Linked DNA regions of Homo sapiens: region 2 is linked to region 1. Evidence: read pairs that join two places in POLR2A ChIA-PET (ENCODE). Cell type or tissue: OCI-LY7. All regions are shown on one strand. Each heading gives the region's core, and the rest is flanking DNA. Links, peaks and the distances in the headings are about the cores only. Region 1 has its middle 7.6 kb from the start of SDC3. Region 2 overlaps PUM1 (pumilio RNA binding family member 1).

Evidence for each region. ChIA-PET counts read pairs that join two places held together with the same protein. Peaks named below come from ENCODE experiments on the same cell type or tissue, not always from the same donor. Only the 100,000 strongest peaks of a DNase experiment are listed, where the experiment ranks them.
Region 2: POLR2A ChIA-PET joins it to region 1 with 22 read pairs; 3 of 35 experiments call an interaction of 5 or more read pairs at or near these places.

What each region holds. Positions count from the first base shown.
Region 1 is chr1:30,910,788-30,922,015 of GRCh38, forward strand. It overlaps the pseudogene RN7SL371P. Among named protein-coding and RNA genes, the nearest start is that of SDC3, 7.6 kb to the left of the region's middle. RefSeq lists an enhancer at 8,521-9,519. In OCI-LY7, for the core only: no CTCF peak of the experiment used is centred there; no DNase peak of the experiment used is centred there.
Region 2 is chr1:31,045,878-31,057,105 of GRCh38, forward strand. All of the region lies in intron 2 of PUM1 (pumilio RNA binding family member 1), which reads right to left. It also overlaps the pseudogene LOC107985097. Among named protein-coding and RNA genes, the nearest start is that of PUM1, 14 kb to the right of the region's middle. RefSeq lists an enhancer at 10,600-11,100. In OCI-LY7, for the core only: no CTCF peak of the experiment used is centred there; no DNase peak of the experiment used is centred there; H3K27ac peaks cover 446 bases.

The sequences.
Region 1 (11,228 bases), core at 1,274-9,273:
TGGGGAGATGGGCAGGGAGGCTGATGGGGTGCAATAGGTGGGAAACTGGTTTCTGTTGAGGTAGCACAGCTTGGAATTGAAGAGCTCTGGCTCTGGGTCGGCCAAGTATCTGGGTTCAAATCCCAGTTCTGCCAGTTATGAGCTGTATTGTGTTGGATGTGTGACTTAACCTCTCTGAGCCTCAATTTCCCAACTGTAATATAGAGATAATGACCACGCAGAGTTCATTCATTCATTCATTTAGCAAGCATAAATTGGGTGCCTGCTGTGTGCCAGGCCAGGTACCAGGTTGTGAGGATTACATGAGCTCTTCCCTGCCATCGTAATGGAGTTCAATGAAGGTGGCTGGGAATGAAGCTTACAAAGGAAGGGACTCAGATGTAGGGATAACATCATCCTTCAGAGATGCTGAGCAGATCCCAGGAACATACCAACCCTGAGGCGCTCCCAAAGGGCCAGCAGGGTTAGGGTGGGGATTATGAGGAGCCAGATGTCAGCTGGCCACAGACAGCAGTGGCAATTCTAAGAGGCAGTAAGTATCCTGTCTTGAGAGGTATTCAAGGCTCGGAGAACTATCTAGCAGGGAGACCATTAGGATGGTTTCCATGAGTAAGATGGGCAGTGAGCATGGCCCATCTTCAGAGGTTCCTGCCAGCTCTGAGACTTCTGGAAGCAGCAACTCCACTTCCCTGACATCCTGGGGAAGAGGTGGGGGCGGGGCAGTGGAGAATCTTTGGTCTGGACAGGCCAGGAGCGCCACCTGCTGCTCTTCAAAGACACTGGTCACAGCCAGAACTAAGACAGGTCTGGGCCCCTGAAGGTCCTTCTCATCTTGCTCCCCCCGGGTCCCAGGTCTCCCTGGGGTTCACAGATGCACACATTTCCTGCCCTCAAGCACATGGGTCATCTGCACAGTCACCCTTGCCCAGGCCTCCTTGTGCATTGGAGCCACATCCCCACATACTCAGGGTCTCCCTTCATAGCACCATAACCTCACCCACAGGCACCAGCTGCTGCCGCCTCCTGGCACAATAGTCACAGCCCCCTCCGGCCTTTAGAATACACACTGCCTCCTCTGGGAAGTCTTCCTGATGTCCTCTGGGTGATCAGGCCTGGTCCTGTCCTGCCGGCATCCTGATCACACTCATCCTGCACTCCCCACCCTGCTTTCAGTCCCTACTGTCTGTCTTGCTCAAAAGTGGGAGCATTCAGTATCCCAAATGAACAGTAGCTATAGAAGGGCCCAAGTGGAGCTGATTATGGGCCAGGCACTGCTCTATCAAATGCACACTCACATTAGCCCCATTTCCAGATGAAAAACCAATACACAGAGAAGATAGGAGATATGCCGAGGCACCACGACTGGCAGTGAGAGCTGAGATCCTGACCCAGGCCAACAGTTAAACTGCAATGCCAGGCCCAGTGGTGTATTGGGAGGCGTTTGATGAATGAATTAGAGTCACCGAGGGGATTCACACAGTCACACACCAACATGCAGACATACTCATGCAGTCTGGCCCCTGGGGAACCCCACAAGGCACGCCTAGTGGCTACATCTCAACCTTTCCACCTCACCCCCACCCCAGTCAGAGCCTTCTCTGCCCTTGACAGGGCCTCCTAGCTCTAACCAAGCAGCAGAGGGGTGGGGACGCCTCAGCGGCATCTCTGAACTCCACTCAGGTGAGCCTAAGATGCCTTATTCAGAGTGGCACGCCCAGGCCTGACACAGAGTGGGTGCTCAGTAGCTGTCACCTGACTCTACCTGTCCCCCAGGGGATTGGCTAAGACAACCAGCTCTCTGGACCTCAACAGTCCCATGGCATCCTAAAAGCCAAGATTGATGGAGGCCTTACTACCTGCCAGGCACTGTTCTGAGCACTTGCCAAACACACCCTCATCTACTCCTCCCCACAGGCCTGTAATTTGGGCACGACAAGCAAACTTGCCTCCCAGGGCTGCTACTATGAGAACCAAATGAGCGGCCAGCCCTGGAGTCCGGCACACAGTGAGCCCTGTCCAGGTGCTTGCTCTCTACTTCGTCCCATTTCACAGCTGGGGAATCTGGGGCTCACAGGAGTTCAATAATTTATCCCAGGTCACCCAGCCAGGAAGTGGGCAGCCAGGATTTGAACCAGGCATGTGATGACAGAGCCCTGGCTTTTCACCCTGTGCTGAGCTGTCCCCCGTGGGCAGAGGGGACTTTATGATCCTTACCAGACCTCCCAAACACAAGTGCTGTCTCAGCTCAAGGCAATCACAGGGCTTGCAAAACAAGTCCCGGCCTCCCCTCGCCACCCCCATCTCCATCCTGCTCCCTCCCCACCCCAACCATCTCCCACCACAACTTCCGGTCTTGCCCAAGAGTCAGGATGGAGGCCACAGCCCAGGCTTGCTTCTGAGAAAGTCCAAGTGACAGCAGTCTTGGAGGTCAGTGACCCCCAAAACTGAGGAACCAAAACAGGGCTCTGACAAGAGGGCTCCAGATCAGGAGGATCCCAAAGTCCTCCTAGGGGAAGCTGGGGAGACTCAGAAGCCATCTGGTGCCCCAGTGAGTGGAAATCTCACTGGGGAAGGATCTGCAAGGCCTGTGGCCGGACCAGGGTGACTGGGAGAAGGCTTGGCCTTCCCACAACAGGGGTCCTCAATCGTGGGGAGCCTCCTGCCCGCCGAAGGGACCTGGCCCATATGAGGGTCTCACAGAGCCATGCCCCGCCCTTAGTACAGAGCCAGGCTCGGCCAGCCTTCCCTGACCTCCCTGTGTGCTGGGAAAGTCCTTGTAGGGTGAGAGGGTAGGTGACACCCCAGGACACATGGCTGCTAGACACAGGTTAGGATTTGAACTCAGGCCTCTTCCAGGTCTGTGAGCTGAGGGTTTGCAAACTGTAGATCCCAAAGCGTTCCTGAGGGCTGGTGGATCCCCAGGTTCCTCAGGGCTGGTGTGCGAGGAGGGGGAGTAATCAGATTTTGTTTGAGCTCTGTGGCCTGTAGGTCACAGAGCAAGGCCTGGGCTGGCCTTGTAGGAGGGAAGAGGCTGTGTAGACTCAGCAGGGCCTGTGGCTGAAGAAGCCCCAGATTGGCAGTCGGGGAGGGGAGCTGCTTGAGGGGAGAGGAGAGCTCTGGGACTCCAAGCTGGGTAGGGGTGGAAACAAGGTGGGTCCCACCTCTGTAGGGTCTGAAGCTTATACGGTTTGAAGGGATCTCGAGTACACAGTTAGGAAGAAGGCTTTGGAAAGCGGCTGTGCAAATGAAGGGCCCTGAAGCATCAGCTTCATTTTATGGCAAATGTGCCTCTGAATGGCCACCCACCACCCCGCCAGATACTATCGCCTGAATCCAGCAAAGTCAGAGGTGGACTGGGCTGGGCGTTGGCTCACGCCTGTAATCGTAGCACGTTGGGAGGCTAGGGAGGGCAGATCACTTGAGCTCAGAAGTTCAAGACCAGCCTGGGCAACATGGCAAAACCCCATCTCTAAAAAAAAATAACAAAACAAAACAAAAGAAAAAAAACACGAGCCGGTTGTGGTAGTGGGCACCTGTGGTCTCAGCTACTCAGGAGGCTGAGGCAGGAGGACCACTTGAACCTGGGAGGCAGAGGTTGCAGTGAGCTGAGATCATGCCACTGCACTCCACCCTGGGCAACAGAGCAAGATCTTGTCCCACAAAAACAAAGGAAAAAACAGAGGGAGCCTGGGCAGGGAATGGCTACCTCCTCTCTGAGGGAATCTAGGAAGGCTTCATGGTGGTGGTGGCGACATCTCCCCTGGGCCATTGCAGGCAGGCCTTGGAGAATTGGGTGCTTTGAAATGGTCCTACAGGGGCTGAGCCCTACCTGGGAGGAGAGCCTCTAAGGCCCTGAGCTCCAGCTTGAGGCTTCATCCTGACATCGTGTGTGGACGAGGCTGAGAACATTCTGGAGGCTTGTTCCCTGTGATCTAGAATGGACAGAGCAGGCAGGGCCTACTTTAACTGCCCATTTCATAGAAGAGAATACTGAGGCCTTAAAACGGAATGTGACTGACCCCAAGGTCACATAATAAGCCTGTGGCAGAGCTGGGACTAGAACCCAGGTGGCTTCACTCCTTGCCCTGGGGCCTTTCTCTCTTCCACTCCCTTCTCCTGGACCAGCTGCTCTGTTTTGACAGAGCTCTTAGGATAAGCCCCCTCCCCAACCAAGGTCTTCATTCAAACCCACAGGCCGTCCCACTCTGTCCATCGAAGGTCACAGGACTAGGAAATGACCATTGGCAGAGCCCAGGCCCAGGAGCTGTGCTCACACACCTGCCCTCTTCTCTGTGCAGAGGTGGAGAAGCTGGGTGAGGAGAGAGGAGGGGAGGAGAGAGAAAGGGGAGGATGGGAGGAGGGCACTGCCCCAGAAGCCATTCCAGGAACACACCCCCGTGCCTGGGAATAAACTGCTCATTTAGAATCATTTTCCTGGAACCAAAAATATGCCTCCCTAAAAATATATTTTCTTTCTCACCTCATTCTGAGGCTGCAGCAGCTCAGCTGCCTCTAGGAGGTGGGTGGGGGAGAGTGACCGGGGCCTGTGGGGGGAGATCCCCCTTTCCCCAGGGCTGTGGATACTGACCACTGGGTCCCCCTCTCTGAGCACAGCTGTCATTGAGATATGCAGTACATCACATTTGTGTGTGTGTTTGGTTTTTTGGATTTTCGAGACTGTTGGACCCACATTCAAACTTCAACCTAGAGGTATCGAGCCCCAGCGAGGGCTGGGCACAGATCTGGACACTGAGGGAGCTCCCACCAAGGATGGGAGGCAGGCAACAGGCAAGCAACTGCACCAGGGGACACCTTAGTGCTGCCCTCGCCTCCTGTGTGCCTCTGAGCAGGTGCTTCTCCCACCCTGGGCCTCAGTCTCGTCATCTGCGAAGGGATCAGATGCGGGTAGCCACCCTGAATTCTCTGCGGACAGTCCTGCCGCTGGCCATGGTGGAGGGGAAGAGCAGCTGCCCTGGCAGCACTGACTCCAAAGAGAGGCCTGGGGCACTCGGGGCTCAAATTCTGGGTCTGCCACTTCCAGGCCAGTGGCCAGGGCCATTTTCCTCCCATGCAAGTTAGGGTCAGTGACGGCTCACAAGGCTGGAGGGAGGCAAACAAAGCAACACAGGACAGCACCCAGCATAGGGCAAGGCCCACAGTCACATGGAGCAGACCACTGTGTTTTTGTTGTTGTTATTTTTAGAGACAGGGTCTCACTCTGTTGTCCAGGCTGAAGTGCAGTGGCACAATCACAGCTCACTGCAGCCTCTATCTCCTGGGATCGAGAGATCCTCCTGCCTCAGCCTCTGGAGTAGCTGGAACTATGGTGGGCCACCACACCCAACCCTATGCCACTAATTTTTTTTTTTTTTTTTTTTTAGACAGAATCTCATTCTGTCACCCAGGCTGGAGTACAGTGGCGTGATCTCGGCTCACTGCAAGCTCCGCCTCCTGGGTTCACGCCATTCTCCTACCTCAGCCCCCTGAGTAGCTGGGACTACAGGCGCCTGCCACCACGCCTGGCTAATTTTTTTGTATTGTTAGTAGAGACGGGGTTTCACCATGTGTTAGCCAGGAAGGTCTCGATCTCCCGACCTCGTGATCCGCCCGCCTCGGCCTCCCAACGTGCTGGGATTACAGGCATGAGCCACCATGCCCAGCCCCTAGGCCACTACTTTTAAGTCATTCTTTGTCTGGTTCACCCCAGACCTGAGGTGGGAGGGCGAGGATACCCCACCCTTCCCCCACGGGAACTGAGAGAGTCTGAGGTTCCACAGGGAGGGGGCAGGTGGCTGCCAGGACCCTGGAACAGGTTGGCTTCGGCCCCTGGAGTTGTTGGTCCAGCCCTGCCCAAGGACATGTTCCCATGCTGGTATCTAGGAGCACCAGGAAGTGTAATCCAATTATACACTTTAAGTTATTTTTAAAAGTATGATTAAATTATTATTATGTTAATTTTAATTTTTATTTATTTATTTATTTGTTTTTTTAAACGGAGTCTCTCTCTGTTGCCCAGGCTGGAGTGCAGTGGCGTGATCTCTGCTCACTGCAAGCTCCACCTCCTGGGTTCACGCCATTCTCCTGCCTCAGCCTCCTGAGTAGCTGGGACTACAGGTGCCCACCACCACACCTGGCTAATTTTTTTTTTTTTTTGTATTTTTAGTAGAGATGGGGTTTCACCGTGTTAGCCAGGCTGGTCTCAGTCTCCTGACCTGGTGATCCACCCGCCTTAGCCTCCCAAAGTGCTGGGATTACAGTCTTGAGCCACCGCACCCGGCCGATTAAATTATTGTTGACTAGGCCAGGTACAGTGCCTCACGTCTGTAATCCCAGCACTTTGGGAGGCCGAGGTGGGCAGATCACTTGAGCCCAGGAGTTCAAGACCAGCCTGGACAACACAGTGAAACTCCTTCTCTACTGAAAATACAAAAAGTAGCCGGAGGTAGTGGTGTGTGCCTGTAATCCCAGCTACACGGGGGGCTGAGGCAGGAGAATAGCTTGAACCTGGGAGGCGGAGGTTGCAGTGAGCCAAGATCGTGCCACTGTACTCCAGCCTGGGCAACAGAGTGAGACTCTGTCTCAAAAAAAAAAAAAAAAAAAAAAAAAAAAGGACCGGGTGTGGTGGCTCATGCCTGTAATCCTAGCACTTTGGGAGGCTGAGGTGGGTGGATCACAAGGTCAGGAGTTCAAGACCAGCCTGGCCAAGATGGTGAAACCCCATCTCTACTAAAAATATAAAAATTAGCCAGGCATGGTGACAGGTGCCTGTAATCCCAGCTACTCGGGAGGCTGAGGCAGAGAATTGCTTGAACCCAAGAGGCAGAGGTTGTAGTGAGCCGAGGTCGGGCCACTGCACTCCAGCCTGGGTGAGACTCTGTCTCCAAAAAAAAAAAAAAAGGTTATTATTGACTATAGTCACCCTTTTGTACTATCAAATACTAGGTCTTATCATCCTTTCTTTTTTGTTGCACCCATTAACTGTCGTCCCCACCTCCTCTCCTCTACCCCCTCACTAGCCTTCCCAGCATCTGGTAACCAACCTTCTGTTCTCTATCTTCCTGAGTTTAATTGTTTTGATTGTTAGATCCCACAGATAAGTTTAAAGTGCTTCTTTGAGTGAAAAGCAATTCATGAACTGGGAAACACCAAACCAGAAGAGGTTTAATGTTCCAGTGACAAATCATCAGAGGCAAGTATTTAAGGGATAAACGCAGAAGTAAAATAAATTATTTGATTGGTTGCAATTATATAGTTGTTTATTTGGTCTATGCCGTTAGAAAGTCCCCCGTTATATAAAAATTTGTGGACTACTTCTGACTGGTTGAGCTGAAGTTCTGTTTTTCTTTAATAGAGGCATTTACAAGAAATAGCTCAATTTTTGCTTATGTTTGCAAATCAAGCAAGGTTGAGGTCATGTATGAGGCCTAACTGGTTTTGTCTGCTCTGGGATTCTTCAGACCTGGTCTCCATTTTAATTTAACAAGTGAAAGGGTTATAGGGCTGGGCACAATGGCTGACGCCTGTAATCCCAGCACTTTGGGAGGCCGAGGCGGGTGGATCAACTGATATCAGGAGTTCAAGACCAGCCTGGTCAAAATGATGAAACCTTGTCTCTACTAAAAACACAAAAAATTAGCCGGGTATGGTGGCGCGTGCCTGTAATTTCATCTACTCAGGAAGCTGAGGGAGGAGAATCGCTTTAACCCGGAAGGCAGAGGTTACAGTGAGCCAAGATCATACCATTGCACTCCAGCCTGGGCAACAGAGGAGACTCCATCTTCTTTTTTTTTTTTTTTTTTTTTGAGACGGAGTCTCACTCTGTCACCCAGGCTAGAGTACAGTGGTGTGATCTCGGCTCACTGCAACCTCTGCCTCCTAGGTTCAAGCAATTCTCCTGCCTCAGCCTCCCAAGTAGCTGGGATTACAGGCGCCCACTACTGCGCCAGGCTAATTTTTGTATTTTTAGAAAAGATGGGGTTTCACCATCTCGGCCAGGCTGGTCTCGAACTCCTGACCTCGTGATCCCAAAGGCCTCGGCCTCCCAGAGTGCTGAGATTACAGGTGTGAGCCAACACGCCCAGCCTCAGGAGACTCCATCCTGAAAAATAAATAAAGTATTACAGGACTATGGTTCCTCTGCCCACTGCACAGTAACAGACCCCATTACATGGAGACAGCAGGGTTTGCAGAAGCAGAAAGAGTTTACTGATCACAGGGCACCAAGCGAGGAGATCCTCAAATCCATCCCTCCGAGGAGTTCTGGGCTGGGATTTCTAAGGGGATTGTTGAGGGTGAGGGGCTAGAAAACTTGGGTCATTGATGGTTTTGAGTAAGGGGGATGACATCATCAGGACATGGAAACTGCATTTTTTGGTGAGTCAGCTCTTCAAACCAGTCAGGTCCTTCAAACCAGCTGAGTCAGCAGTTTCCTCAGTATGCAGGACCTGAAGGAATAGCTCAAAGAGAGAACTTAAGGCTTCCTAATGTTCAAGTTGTTATCTGCAGAGCAGCTAAGGGGAACTATCGTCCTGTAACAGGGTCTCGTGATTCTAGGTCAACAGGTTGCAAAAAGCAGCTGTGAGGAGGCAGGTCAGAGAGTGAGCTGACCTCAAAATGAAGGCTGAACGTGCTACAAGCTCAGTTTATTTTCATTATTCCCCCTCTCTTCTTCCCTGATTAATTTTATAAAGTTTATAGGGGCAGTTTCAAAAGCAAGCTGAGAGTGTGACCAGAGTATGGCATTATTCTCAGTTACTACCGTTAACACAGTCTGGAACAGAGCCATGTAGATGCTATCATCAACAGCTGCGTTAGGACTGTGGTCTTGTGGTCATTGGTATCCAAAATTGCATAGTCACTATAGGCCCTAGTGGTGGGCTTGCTCAGTTCTCCAGGTTGTTAAATCCTGCTGGCAATCATTCGATATGCAAGTGGCTGCGGGAAAGCATTTATTTATGTACTTATTTTTTAGAGACTGGGTCTTGCTCGGTCACCCAGGCTGGAGTGCAGTGGCACCATCATAGTTCACTGCAGCCTTGAATTCCTGGGCTCAATGATCCTCCCACCTCAGCCTCCTGAGTAGCTGGGACTACGGGCACACGCCACTGCACTGGGCTAATTAAAATAAAATTTTTTTGTAGAGACAAGGTCTTACTTTGTTGCCCAGGCTGGTTGAGAACTCCTGGCTTCAAGCAATCTTTCGGCCTTAGTCTCCCAAAGTGCTGGGATTATAGGGTGAAACGGTGTCATTTAAAACCCTTGAGAGGATACAATGCACAAAGGGGGTGAATAGAATAACTATAAGGAAAATAATAGCCAAGGACTGAAAAACGCCCTGGAACAAAGATTCCCAGGAGCCAAGATTTCACCAGCTAAAACATATCAATGAAGGAGGTAGCACCTATCTGCTAAGACTTGTATTTGTTTCTTAAGAGCCTTTATTAGCCAGGTGTGATGGCTCATACCTGTGGTCCCAGCTACTCAGGAGGCTGAGGTAGGAGGATGGCTTGAGCTCAGGAGGTCCTGGCTGCAGTGCGCCATGATCGCACCACTGCATGCATTCCAGCCTGGGTGACAGGGTAAGACCCTGTCTCAAAAAAAAGAGCTTTAAATTTTGGGCAACAGTTTCTTATTAACATAAAAGCAACTTTTTTTTTTTTTTTTTTGAGACAGAGTCTCACTCTGTTCGCCCAGGCTGGAGTGCAGTGGTGTGATCTCAGCTCACTGCAACCTCCACCTCCCAGGTTCAAGTGATTCTCCTGCCTCAGTCTCCCAAGTAGCTGAGATTACAGACATGCACCACCGCACCCGGCTAATTTTTGTGATATTTTAGTAGAGACGGGGTTTCACCATGTTGGCCAGGCTGGTCTCAAACTCCTGACTTCAGGTGATCCGCCCACCTCAGTCTCCCAAAATATTGGGATTACAGGCGTGAGCCACCACTCCCTCACTGGCCGAAACATTTCTTAATCAATAAAAACACAAGCTCCTCCTTATTAAGCTGTGAAGGTATCAAGAACTACGTTGGAGTATTATTGAGGCAAATTGTTCACTTCAGATTGTATCCCTTGAAGGGAATTCAAGGTTTTGTTCTACGAAAACAAAAGAAAAACAAAGGTTAACATCTGGAGCAAATTATGATGTTAGTTTTTGAGTCTCAAGGGCAGCTAGCTGAGATGTCTAGATGTGAGTGGGAAGCATCTTTAGATGACGGAATGAAGATGGCGTTGAATGACTCTGGCTATGGCATCAGGCAGTGTGCCAGTAAACTCTCCACATGACGCGTATAGTAGCAGGCATGAAAGTTGCCCGTACATGACCTGTTGTAGTGATATTTCTAAAACTTAAAGTCATTGAGTTTCAGCTTATAGGGCTTAGGAAAGGAGCAGTTTTAGTTTTTAGTGAAACTAGAAAGTTTCGGAATTTAATTCAGTTTACAGATAGATAACAAAACCTCAAAGAAAATGAACAGAACTAGAATTTGATAATGGGTGCACTATAGTGTTTAACTGAAATAACAATCTTTTTTTAATCATCACTCCTGTTTTTACCAAAAATAATCATAGTTCTTTTTTTCAAAATAAGTCTAATTCCATTAAATTTGACCTGATTGTTTACAGAAATGTAACATAATAATTTCGTGTATATTTTTAAATATGATACTTTAATCAGAGCTCTGTTCATATCCAAGGGGCTTTCGTGACTTTGTATCAATCAACCTTAGTTTTCAAAAACTGTCTGATAATGAGAAATCTCAGAACAGGTATTTTAAAACTTCTTGAAGAAGCCAAACTAAGAACTTGCCCAATTATGTTCTGTTATGAGAACCAATTTTTATTGAACCTATGATAATACTCATATTGCAAATAAAAATATTTAATAAGAGTTTCCAAATTCTGGAGTAATCAGGTAGGGAGAGAAAGATAAATGTTGCATTTTTGTTTACAAAGATATATATATAGATATATAGATATATAGATTTTTTTTTTTTTTACACAGAGTCTCACTGTCGCCTAGGCTGGATTGCAATGGCGTGATCTCGGCTCACTGCAAGCTCCGCCTCCCGGGTTCAGGCCATTCTCCTGCCTCAGCCTCCCGAGTAGCTGGGACTACAGGCACCCGCCACCACACCCAGCTAATTTTTTTTTTTTTTTTTTGTATTTTTAGTAGAGACGGGGTTTCACTGTGTTAGCTAGGATGGTCTCGATTTCCTGACATCGTGATCCACC
Region 2 (11,228 bases), core at 1,595-9,594, 140 kb after region 1:
TCAAGACCAGCCTGGTCAACATGGCGAAACCCAGTCTCTACTAAAAATACAAAAATTAGCTGGACGTGGTGGTGCATGCTTGTAATCCCGGCTACTCGGGAGCCTGAGGCAGGAGAATCGCTTGAACCCAGGAGGTGGAGATTGCAGTGAGCCGAGATCGTGCCACTACACTCCAGCCTGGGCAACAGCGTAAGACTCTGTCTCAAAATAATTTAGAAAAAAAAAAGGGCTGGGGGCGGTAGCTCACGCCTGTAATCCCAGCACTTTGGGAGGCCAAGGTGGGCAGATCACCTGAGGTCGGGAGGTCGAAACCAGCCTCACCAAGAAGGAGAAATCCCATCTCTACTAAAAATACAAAATTAGCTGGGTGTGGTGGCGCACGCCTGTAATCACAGCTACTCGGGAGGCTAAGGCAGGAGAATTGCTTGAACCCGGGAGGTGGAGGTTGCGGTGAGCCGAAATCGTGCCACTGCACTCCAACCTGGGCAACAAGAGTGAAACTCTCTCTCAAAACAAAATTAAAAAAATCAACAGTTTTCAAAAAAATATTACACAAAAAACATGAAGCGCATTCCTCTGGAGAAGTCTAATAACTGCAGCGGGGTTTTTGGGTTTTTTTTTTTTGTTTTTTTGGTTTTTTTTTTTTTTGAGACAGAGCCTTGCTCTGTCACTCAGGCTGGAGTGCAGTGGCGCGATCTTGGCTGACTGTAACTTCCGCCTCCGGGGTTCAAGCGATTCTCCTGCCTCAGCCTCCTAAGTAGCTGGGATTACAGGCACCTGCCACCACACACAGCATGTTGGTCAGTCTGGTCTCGAACTCCTAACCTCGTGATCCACCCACCTCCGTCTCCCAAAGTGCTGGGATTACAGGCATGAGCCACCACACAAGGCCCAACTGCAAGTACCAACACATTTACACCATTCAGGGCCAAGTTCTTTAACCAAATTCCCAAGTATTAAACTTACCCAACCTATTGCCAATCACTGACCCCACCACTTCTTACATGGAGGTGTAAGATTATATTCACAGCAGGCTATGCACAGTGGCTCACGCCTGTAATCTCAGCACTTTGGAAGGCCAAGGCGGGTGGATCATAAGGTCAGGAGTTCAAAAATCAGCCTGGCCAACATAGTGAAACCTCATCTCTACTAAAAATACAAAAATTAGCCAGGCATGGTGGTGCACACCCCTAGTCCCAGCTACTCAGGAGGCTGTGGCAGGACTCACTTGAACCCGGGAGGTGGAAGCTGTGGTAAGCCGAGATTGCACCATTGCACTCCAGCCTAGGCGACAGATAGAGACCCAATCTCAAAAAAAGAGTACATTCACAGCAAGGAGCAAAATGCCAGGGCAGCCAACAACTACACACTGAGCTGAAGCCACAGTGCTATTATGGCTCTTTACAATATCCAGAAGTCAAAGAAACTGAATGTAAAAAACAAAGAGGAGATCAGAAATCTCTCAAAAGGAAAAGAAAAAAAAAAGATGATTTACCCTATCCTCAGCACTTCAGCACTGACTTCTCTCCTGGCACTATGTTGTCAGTTCTTTCATCCTGTATGAATGTTTAAGTCCTTTCACAAGAGTGAATAACTAGATAGATTCTAATTGTTAAAGTATTCTTTCCACACACCCAGAAACCTAATTTTGTACTCAGGCTTAGCCTGCAGAGTATTCAGCAAATGCTGTTGCCTGAGAGAAAATGGACACATGCACAAAAGACATGTGTGTCTTCTGAAAATACAGAAAGGTGTCATGAAAAACAAGTAATAACATCCCACTGGCTGGGCATGGTGGCTCATTCCTGTAATCCCAGCACTCTGGGAGGTGGAGGTGGGTGGATCACCTGAGGTCACGTGTTCGAGACATCCTGGCCAACACGGTGAAACCCCATCTCTACTAAAAGTACAAAAATTAGCTGGGCATGTTGGCACATGCCTGTAATCCCAGCTACTGGGGAGGCTGAGGCATTGGAATGGCTTGAACCCAGGAGGTGGAGATTGCAGTGAGCCGAGATCGCACCACTGCACTATACAGCCTGGGCAACAAGAGTGAGACTCCGCTAAAAAACTTTTTAAAAGGCCGGACACAGTGGCTCACGCCTGTAATACCAGCACTTTGGGAGGCCGAGGCGGGTGGATCATGAGGTCAGGAGATCGAGACCCTCCTGGCTGATACAGTGAAACCCCATCTCTACTAAAAATACAAAAATTAGCTGGGCTTGGTGGCGGGCGCCTATAGTCCCAGCTACTCGGGAGGCTGAGGCAGGAGAATGACATGAACCCAGGAGGCAGAGCTTGCAGTGAGCTGATATCGCGCCACTGCACTCCAGCCTGGGCAACAGAACGAGACTGTCTCAAAAACAATAAAATAAAATAAAATAAAAAATAAAAAAAAGAAATAAAAAAAATCTTATTACTTTACAGTTTACAAAGCACTTCAACCACATCTATAACTGAAATTCCAAACACAACTCTCCCTAACTGCTGTTTTTTCCTCTAAGTAAGAATCTCAGGAATCATTATGCTTTCCTCTTTTCTTTAGCCACCAGGACCATCAAGGTAAATTCTTTTTTCTTTTTTCTTTTTATTTTTATTTTTTTTATTTTTTTTTTGAGATGGAGTCTCGCTCTGTCGCCCAGGCTGGAGTGCAATGGTGCGATCTCGGCTCACTGCAACCTCCGCCTCCCAAGTTCAAGCAATTCTCCTGCCTCAGCCTCCCAAGTAGCTGGGACTACAGGCGCGTGCCACCATGCCCAGCTAATTTTTTGTATTTTTAGTAGAGACGGGGTTTCACTGTGTTAGCCAGGACAGTCTCAATCTCCTGACCTCATGATCCGCCTGCCTCGGCCTCCCAAAGTGCTGCGATTACAGGCTTGAGCCACCATGCCCGGCCCATCAGGGTAAATTCTATAACCCATTATTCTGGTGCATATTTCTAACTTTACTCCAATTTATTTTCCTATCATGACCTTTTATTCCCATAGTCACATCTCACTACCACCTATCATACAATTTTACTAATTTCACATCAAAAACCTTTTGAGGCCGGGCGCAGTGGCTCACGCCTGTAATCCTAGTACTTTGGGAGGCTGAGGCGGGTAGATCACCTGAGGTCAGGAGCTCAAGACCAGCCTGGCCAATATGGCAAAACCCCGTCTCTACTAAAAATACAAAAATGAGCTGGCATGATGGCACATGCCTATAATCCCAGCTACTCAGGAGGCTGAGGCAGGAGAATCACCTGAACCTGGGAGGAGGAGGTTGCAGTGAGCCGAGATTGTGCCACTGCACTCCAGTCTGGGTGACAGCGAAACTCTGTCTGAAAAAATAAAAAACAAAAAACTACAAAAATTGGCTGGGGGCGGTGGCTCATGCCTATAATCCCAGCACTCTGGGAGGCTGAGGCAGGTGGATCACTTGAGGTCAGGAGTTCGAGACCAGCCTGGCCAACATGGTGAAACCCTGTCTCTACTAAAAACAGAAAAAGTAGCCGGGCATGGTAGCATGTGCCGGTAATCCCAGCTACTCAGGAAGTTAAGGCACAAGAAGTGCTTGAACCCAGGAGGCAGAGGTTGCAGTGAGCCAAGATCGCGCCATTGCACTCCAGCCTGGGCAACAGAGCAAGATTCCGTCTCAAAAAAAAAAAAAAATTAGCCAGGCATGGTAGTGGACACGTATAATCCCAACTGCTTGGGAGGCTGAAGCAGGAGAACTGCTTGAACCCAGGAGGAAGAGGTTGCAGTGATCTGAGATCCTGCCACTTCTCTCCAGCCTAGGTGAAAGGATGAAACTCCATCTCAAAAAAATAAAATTAAATTTAAAAAACCTTCTAAAATTAAACAAGGTAAAGATACATCATAAATATCTCTACAAGTTGCCATTTCAGAGGCATATATAATCAAGTACCATTCAGCATTAGAGAAGAGCATCTGACTGAACTTCCTTTTTTTTTTTTTTTTTTTTTTTTGAGACAGAGTCTTGCTCTGTCGCCCAAGCTGGAGTGCAGTGGTGCAATCTCAGCTCACTGCAATCTCCGCCTCCCAGGTTCAAGTGATTCTCCTGCCTCAGCCTCCCAAGTAGCTGGGACCACAGGCACCCGCCAACACACCTGGCTAATTTTTGTATTTTTTAGTAGAGACGGGGTTTCACCATGTTGGCCAGGCTGGTCTCAAACTCCTGACCTCAGGTGATCCGCCCACCTCAGCCTCCCAAAGTGCTGGGATTACAGGCGTGAGCCAATTGCAACCAGCCGAACTTCTTTTGTTTACACTGGAACAAGGTAATTCTTAAAGTTATAATCAGGCTAGGTTAAAATTATAGTCAGGCCAGGTACGTGGCTCACACTTTTAATCTCAGTACTTTGGGAGGCCAAGGTGCGAGGACTGCTTGAGACCAGGAGTTTAAAACCAGCCTGGACAACATTGTGAAACCCTGTCTCTACTAAAAATACAAAAATTAGCCAGGCATGGTGGTACACCCCTGTAATCCCAGCTACTCAGGAGGCTGAGGCACCAGATTGCTTGTACAAAGGAGGCAGAGGTTTCAGTGAGCCTAGATAGTGCCAGTGGGTGACAAAGTGAGACTCTGTCTCAAAAAAAAGAAAAAGTTATAGTTGAAGAAGGCCTGCTGATGATTCCTTTGACCAAGCACATAATGTTAAGCCTTGTGAATTCTGAGCATAATGAAAAGGCTCTAAGAGTACATGTGTAAGAGAAACAAAATATGAAAGATGGATTATTCAGCTTTAACATGTTAACCAAATGCTACTAGCACAAATGCTAAGGCAATCTACCCAGGTAGACAAGATTCATTGTCTAAGAGAGTCCATCAGCAGGTACAACAGAAAGACATTTCTAGGGAATGTCAAGACTCCCCAGTTTGGGAAATACTTGGGCTCCCTCCCAGTTTAACATAGTAGTCCCTGTTAATTACAAGGTATAAAAATTAACTGGAGCTCTTTCCTTTTGTCTCACTGCACTCCTGAGAGCAAGATGGGTCACCAGCAGCTCTACTGGAGCCACTCGCAAAAATTCAGCCAGGGTTCTCTCTCTTGTTGCGTATGCTCAGACCAGCAAGATCTGATCCAAATTACGGCCTCAATATGCCCCACCAGTGTTTCTGTCAGTAAGCGAAGAAAATGGGTTTCATTAAATTGGGCTGCATTAAGTTGGACGAAGTGATCTTCCTTGAATGGATTATCCAAGGCATCCACCCCAATGAAAGAAACCATGATAGCTCTTTTTTAATACATAATAAAAATAAAATTTTTAAAACCCTTCAAAAAAAAAAAGACTAACAGCACTGAAGAGTAAGACTGGTTGACATGTCAGGGGTGGGTATCAGAATATCATTGTTAAGATGGCCACACCAAGTGAAAGAAAAAGAAGGTACAAGTGGAGTCAAAATATATTCATCCACTGAATTTTTTTTTTTTTTTTTTGAGACGGCATTTCGCTCTTGTTGCCCAGAGTGGAGTGCAATGGCACAATCTCGGCTCACCGCAAACTCTGCCTCCCAGGTTCAAGCAATTCTCCTGCCTCAGCCACCCAAGTAGCTGGGATTACAGGCGTGCGCCACCACGCCCCACTAATTTTGTATTTTTTGTAGAGATGGGGTTTCTCCATGTTGGTCAGGCTGGTCTCCAACTCCTGACCTCAGGTGATCCGCCTGCCTTGGCCTCCCAAAGTGCTGGGATTATAGGTATGAGCCACTGCACCTGGCCTCACCCACTGATTTTTTTTTTTTGCCTGGTTCTCTGGAATTATCTCCTATAGGCTGTCAATCTATGATGGATACTGATATATCCTAGTGCTAAAAGAGTGCAAGCAAAGTGGGTAAGCTCTGTGGAACTGTCCTCCAAATTTCCCTTCCCCCAGGGCAAAGCTTCTACCTCTGTCCCTCATAATCCAGTACAGAGGCTACAGTTCAACCAATCGACTTTAATTTTTTTGCCCTATTTCATCAACCAGTTTATCTATCCCACAGCAGTTTACAGAGAAAACAGATTTCACAATACAAGAATAAAACACTCTCAAGTCAAAGACTTGACCTTAGGCTTTTAGTAATGAAATTTTCAATGTTATTCAGGAAAGAAAAAAATCTAAAGGTATAAAAATTACTGTCAAAATAAGTAACTTTTTTTTTTCTTTGGAGACGGAGTCTTGCTCTGTCGCCCAGGCTGGAGGGCAGTGGTGCGATCTTGGCTCACTGCAAGCTCCACCTCCCGGGTTCATGCCATTCTCCTGCCTCAGACTCCCGAGTAGCTGGGACTACAGGCGCCCACCACCACACCCGGCTAATTTTTCATATTTTTAGTAGAGACAGGGTTTCACCGTGTTAGCCAGGATGGTCTCGATCTCCTGATCTCGTGATCCGCCTGCCTCGGCCTCCCAAAGTGCTGGGATTACAGACATGAGCCACCGTGCCCAGCCCAAAATGAGTAACATTTTCAAATACATAACTCATTTGGGTGGGAAGATGTGTCTAGTGTTTCCTAGTATTTGTTTTTTAAATTTCCTTTTTTTCATTTTTTTTTTCTTTTCAAAGAGACAGGATCTCACTGTCACACAGGCTGGAGTGCCTGAACTCCCTGGGCTCAAGTGATCCTCCCTTGAGTAGGACTACAGGCATATGCCACCATGCCCAGCTAATTTTTTTCCTTTTTATTGTAGATACAGTGTCTCACTATATTGCCCAGGCTGGTCTCAAACTCCTGGCCTCAAGCAACCCTCCTGACCCAGCCTCCTGAGTATCTGGGATTAGAGGCAGGAGCCAATGTACCCAGCTTTATTTTCTAGTATTTTGCTCCATATCCATTATCTTTTTTTTTTTTTTTTGAGACAGAGCCTTGCTCTGTCGCCCAGGCTGGAGTGCAGTTGTGCGATCTCAGCTCACTGCAACCTCTGCCCTGCTTCCCGGGTTAGAGCAATTCTCATGCCTCAGCCTCTCGAGCAGCTGGAATTACAGTAACGCGCCACGACGCCCGGCTGATTTTTGTATTTTTAGTAGACACGGGGTTTCATCATGTTGCCCAGGTTAGTCTCGAACTCCTGGCCTCAACTGATCCGCCCACCTCGGCCTCCAAAAGTGCTGGGATTACAGGCATAAGCCACCACGCCTGGCCCAATATCCATCATCTTTTTTTTTTTTTGAGACAGAGTCTCCCTCTGTCACCCAGGCTGGAATGCAGTGGCGGGATCTCGGCTCACTGCAACCTCTGCCCCCGATTCAAGCGATTTTCCTGCCTCTCCTGAGTAGCTGGGATTACAGGCACGTGCCACCACACCTGGCTAATTTTTGTATTTTTAGTAGAGACAGGGTTTCACCATGTTGGCTGGTCTCAAACGCCTGACCTCGTGATCCACCTGCCTCAGCCTCCCAAAGTGCTGGGAGTACAGGCGTGAGCCACCACGCCCAGTCCACATTATCTTAATTGTATACTATGGGTATAATTTTACAGGCAAAAAAAAAAAAAAAATTTTTTTCATGAGACTTCTTTCCCTCACTTCCCTCCGAAGACCTCAGTTTGGCCCAAAAATGAGGGCTCTCTGCCGGGCGCAGTGGCTCACGCCTGTAATCCCAGCACTTTGGGAGGCCTTTTTTTTTTTTTGAGACAGGGTCTCAACTCTGTCACCCAAAATGGAGTGCAGTGGCACAATCTCGGCTCACTGCAACCTACGTCTCCTGGGCTCAAGTGATCCTCCTACCTCAGCCCTCCAAGTAGCTGGGACCACAGGCACAGCGCCACCATGCCTGGCTAATTTCTGTATATTTTGTAGAGACATGATCTCACCATGTTGTCCAGGCTGCTCTCGAACTCCTGGGGGCTCAAACTATCCACCCTCCTCAGCCTCCCAAAGTGCTGCGATTACAGGTGTGAGCCACTGCGTCCAGCCAAAAAATGAAAAACTTTTTAATGTAAGTATACAAGTGGCCCAGGAACGGTGGCTCATGCCTATAATCCCAGCACTTTGGGAGGCCGAGGCAGGTGGATCACCTGAGGTTAGGAGTTCGAGACTAGCCTGGCCAACATGGTGAAACCTTGTTTCTACTAAAAATACAAAATTAGCCGGGCGTGGTGGTGCACACTTGTAGTCCCAGCTACTGGGGAGACTGAGGCAGGAGAATCACTTGAACCCAGGAGGCGGAGGTTGCAGTGAGCTGAGATCGCGTCACTGCACTCCAGCCTGGACTACAGAGCAAGACTTTATTTCAAAAAAAAAAAAAAAAAAAAAAAAAAAGGAGTTTGAGACCAGCCTGAGCATGGCAAAACTCCACCTCTACAAAAAATACAAAGATGAGCTAGGTGTTGTGACGTGTGCCTGTGGTCCCAGGATAGGGAGGCTAAGGCAGAAGAATCGCTTGAGCCGAGGAGGCAGAGGTTGCAGTGAGCCTAGATGGTGCCCATTGCACTCCAGCCTCGGCAACAGGAGTGAAACCCTGTCTCAATAAATAAAAAGAAAAAAGTGTAAAAGCAATTGCTCTTAAATGGGAGTAATTACGAGAGAAATAAAGTACCTGGCATGACAAAGAGTTCCCCTCCCTCCAATGCTACTGGCATCACAGCCTGTGATATTCTTTACTTCGCTAGTTCACTAGTGAAAGCATCCTGCCAATTCGATCTCAAACTTTGTTCCATTATGCCAAAGGGCCACTAAAAAAAAAAAAAAAAAAAAAAAGGCCCAGTGGTAGGGTAGAATGAGCTGGCAATAGGATCACTTTATATTGAGTCATTCTGTCTCTACAGAGATAATTTTCCATCCACATTACCACTTAGAACACATATGTAATAAAAAACAGAACTGAAGAAAAATGGACTTTACCATTACTGCTTTTGGGAGTTGGGGGCAAGTACTCCTGCAATTATAGGAGAATGGTCAACATTTGTATTCATCTCATTATTAAGTTTACAGTCTCTAAATTTCAAGCAAAATTATGGCAAAACAATTCTTTGGCCCTGTAATGTGCCACTTGGTTGCACAGTTTTGTCTGGTTTATCTTGCCTAGGGAAGCAGAAACAGATCTAGAACGTGGACACTGGAATCAAAGACTGATTTCAAAAACCAGGTATTACCTGGTAACAAAGCCTCAGTTTCTCACTTTTCAAAAAAGGGTATTTATCTCCTTCATAGGATTGCTGTAAGGATTATATATAGGAAATACAATAGCCCAATGCCTAGAACATATAAATATTTCCGTTATCATCAGTGGTTCTCAACCTCTTTTTCACTCTGACCCACATGACAGATCAGGCACCCTCTTACACCTCCTATCCGTAACAGTGGCTAATAAGGGCAGAGATTCTCCACCTAGAGATGTGCCCCTTTGCTCTTCAATTATGCTACCCTTAGCACAGCTGCCTATCAAGTGGCCTCTACCTGTTGCCATGTGTTTCCCAGCAGGATGACTGAGCTGTAAGACCCACTCCTTTACCTGAGCGCAAAACTGAAGAACCTCTCGTCTTCCCTCATTCAATCAACACGAAAGTTTCATAATACCTCCTGGAAAAGGGGCATGAAAAACACAAGTCTCTGATCTAGAATAGTTCAGTCCAGAAGGTGAGAACAACACTAAAACCAGTACAATACACTATAATGACTACAGAAAAGTAACCTGTGGGTGGTCCACAACTGCAATATACCAACTACCCTGAGTTCCCCAACGTTGTTCATTATTTCATGCGTCCAGCCCAAAGAATTGTGTTGTAATGATGAATGCCAATTCCAAGGTCACTGGTTTAGGCCACCTGAGTGGGAAACAGGTTTTGCCATTTACTATTATTAACTCAAGTTTGCTAACTGACCTGGATAAAACTGCTCAGTAAGTCAGATGTGATTCCTTATGATAGGGCTCAGTGTAAGACAGAGGCCTGAGTAAGCCTTCAATAAACGCTTCTTAACTTGCACAGCAATAATCAGATCTTAGAGCTCTGCCAAGGACTGACCTAGAGTTTGATTTGCTCACCTAGCAAAGAACCTGCCAGGCACCTTGACTCTCCTTTCAGCTTCCACCCATCAGTCTATCATTAGGAAACACAACAAAAGATCTTATAGATCTTTATTACAGATTTTAAAAAACCAATGTTTATGATTTTTGAATAACATTTAGCCAAATAGTACAGAGATTACAGGGTTTGTTTTTGCCCCACTACACAGATGCCACCCAAATCAAATACCTCCTACCTTGATTTCCTGCTACAGGTAGAGCTGCCTACAGTATACACCCAGATATTCTGCTTCTACCTCAAACTCAACAGGTGTCCTATCAAATGTAATCACTGTGTCCCAAACCAGAGGCACTCTGTACTTTTCCTCCATTACTTCATCTTTCCAGGATATAAGATTTCTAATTCAATCACCAAATTCTGTGCATATCTTCATCCCAAAGAAAGAGAAAATCTTTCTTTTTTCTTTTTTTGGAGACAGAGTTTCGCTCTTGTCACTCAGGCTGGAGTGCAATGGTGTGATCTCTGCTCACTGCAACCTCCACCTCCCGGGTTCAAGCGATTCTCCTGCCTCAGCCTCCCGAGGAGCTGGGATTACAGGTGTGCACCACCATGCCAGGCTAATTTTTTTGTATTATTAGTAGAGACGGGGTTTCACCATGTTGGCCAGGCTGGTCTTGAACTCCTGACCTCAGGTGATCCACCTGCCTTGACCTCCCAAAGTGTTGAGATTGCAGGGGTGAGCCTTCTTTCAGCCTTACAGCTGAAAACCTTCCTTTTCTTTTCTTTTTTTTTTTTTTTTTTTTTTTTTTTTTTTTTTTGAGACAGGGTCCCACTCTGTTGCCCAGGCTGAAGTGCAGTGGCATGATCTCTGTTCACTGCAACTTCTGCCACCCACGCTCAAGCAATCCTTCCACCTCAGGCTCCCAAGCAGCTGGAAACACAGGCATGTGCCCCCACGCCCAGCTAATTTTTTACTTTATTTTTTGAGATGGAGTTTCACCCATTGCCTAGGCTGGAGTGCAATGGCAAGATCTCAGCTCACTGCAAACTCCCTGTCCCAGGTTCAAGTGACTCTCCTGCCTCAGCCTTCCAAGTAGCTGGGATTACAAGCATGCGCCACCACGCCTGGCTAATTTCTGCATTTTTAGTAGAGACAGGGTTTCACCATGTTGGTCAGGCTGGTCTCAAACTCCTTACCTCAGGTGATCCACCCACCTCGGCCTCCCAAAGTGCTGGGATTACAGGCATGAGCCACTGCACCCAGCCTGTCTTTGTTTCG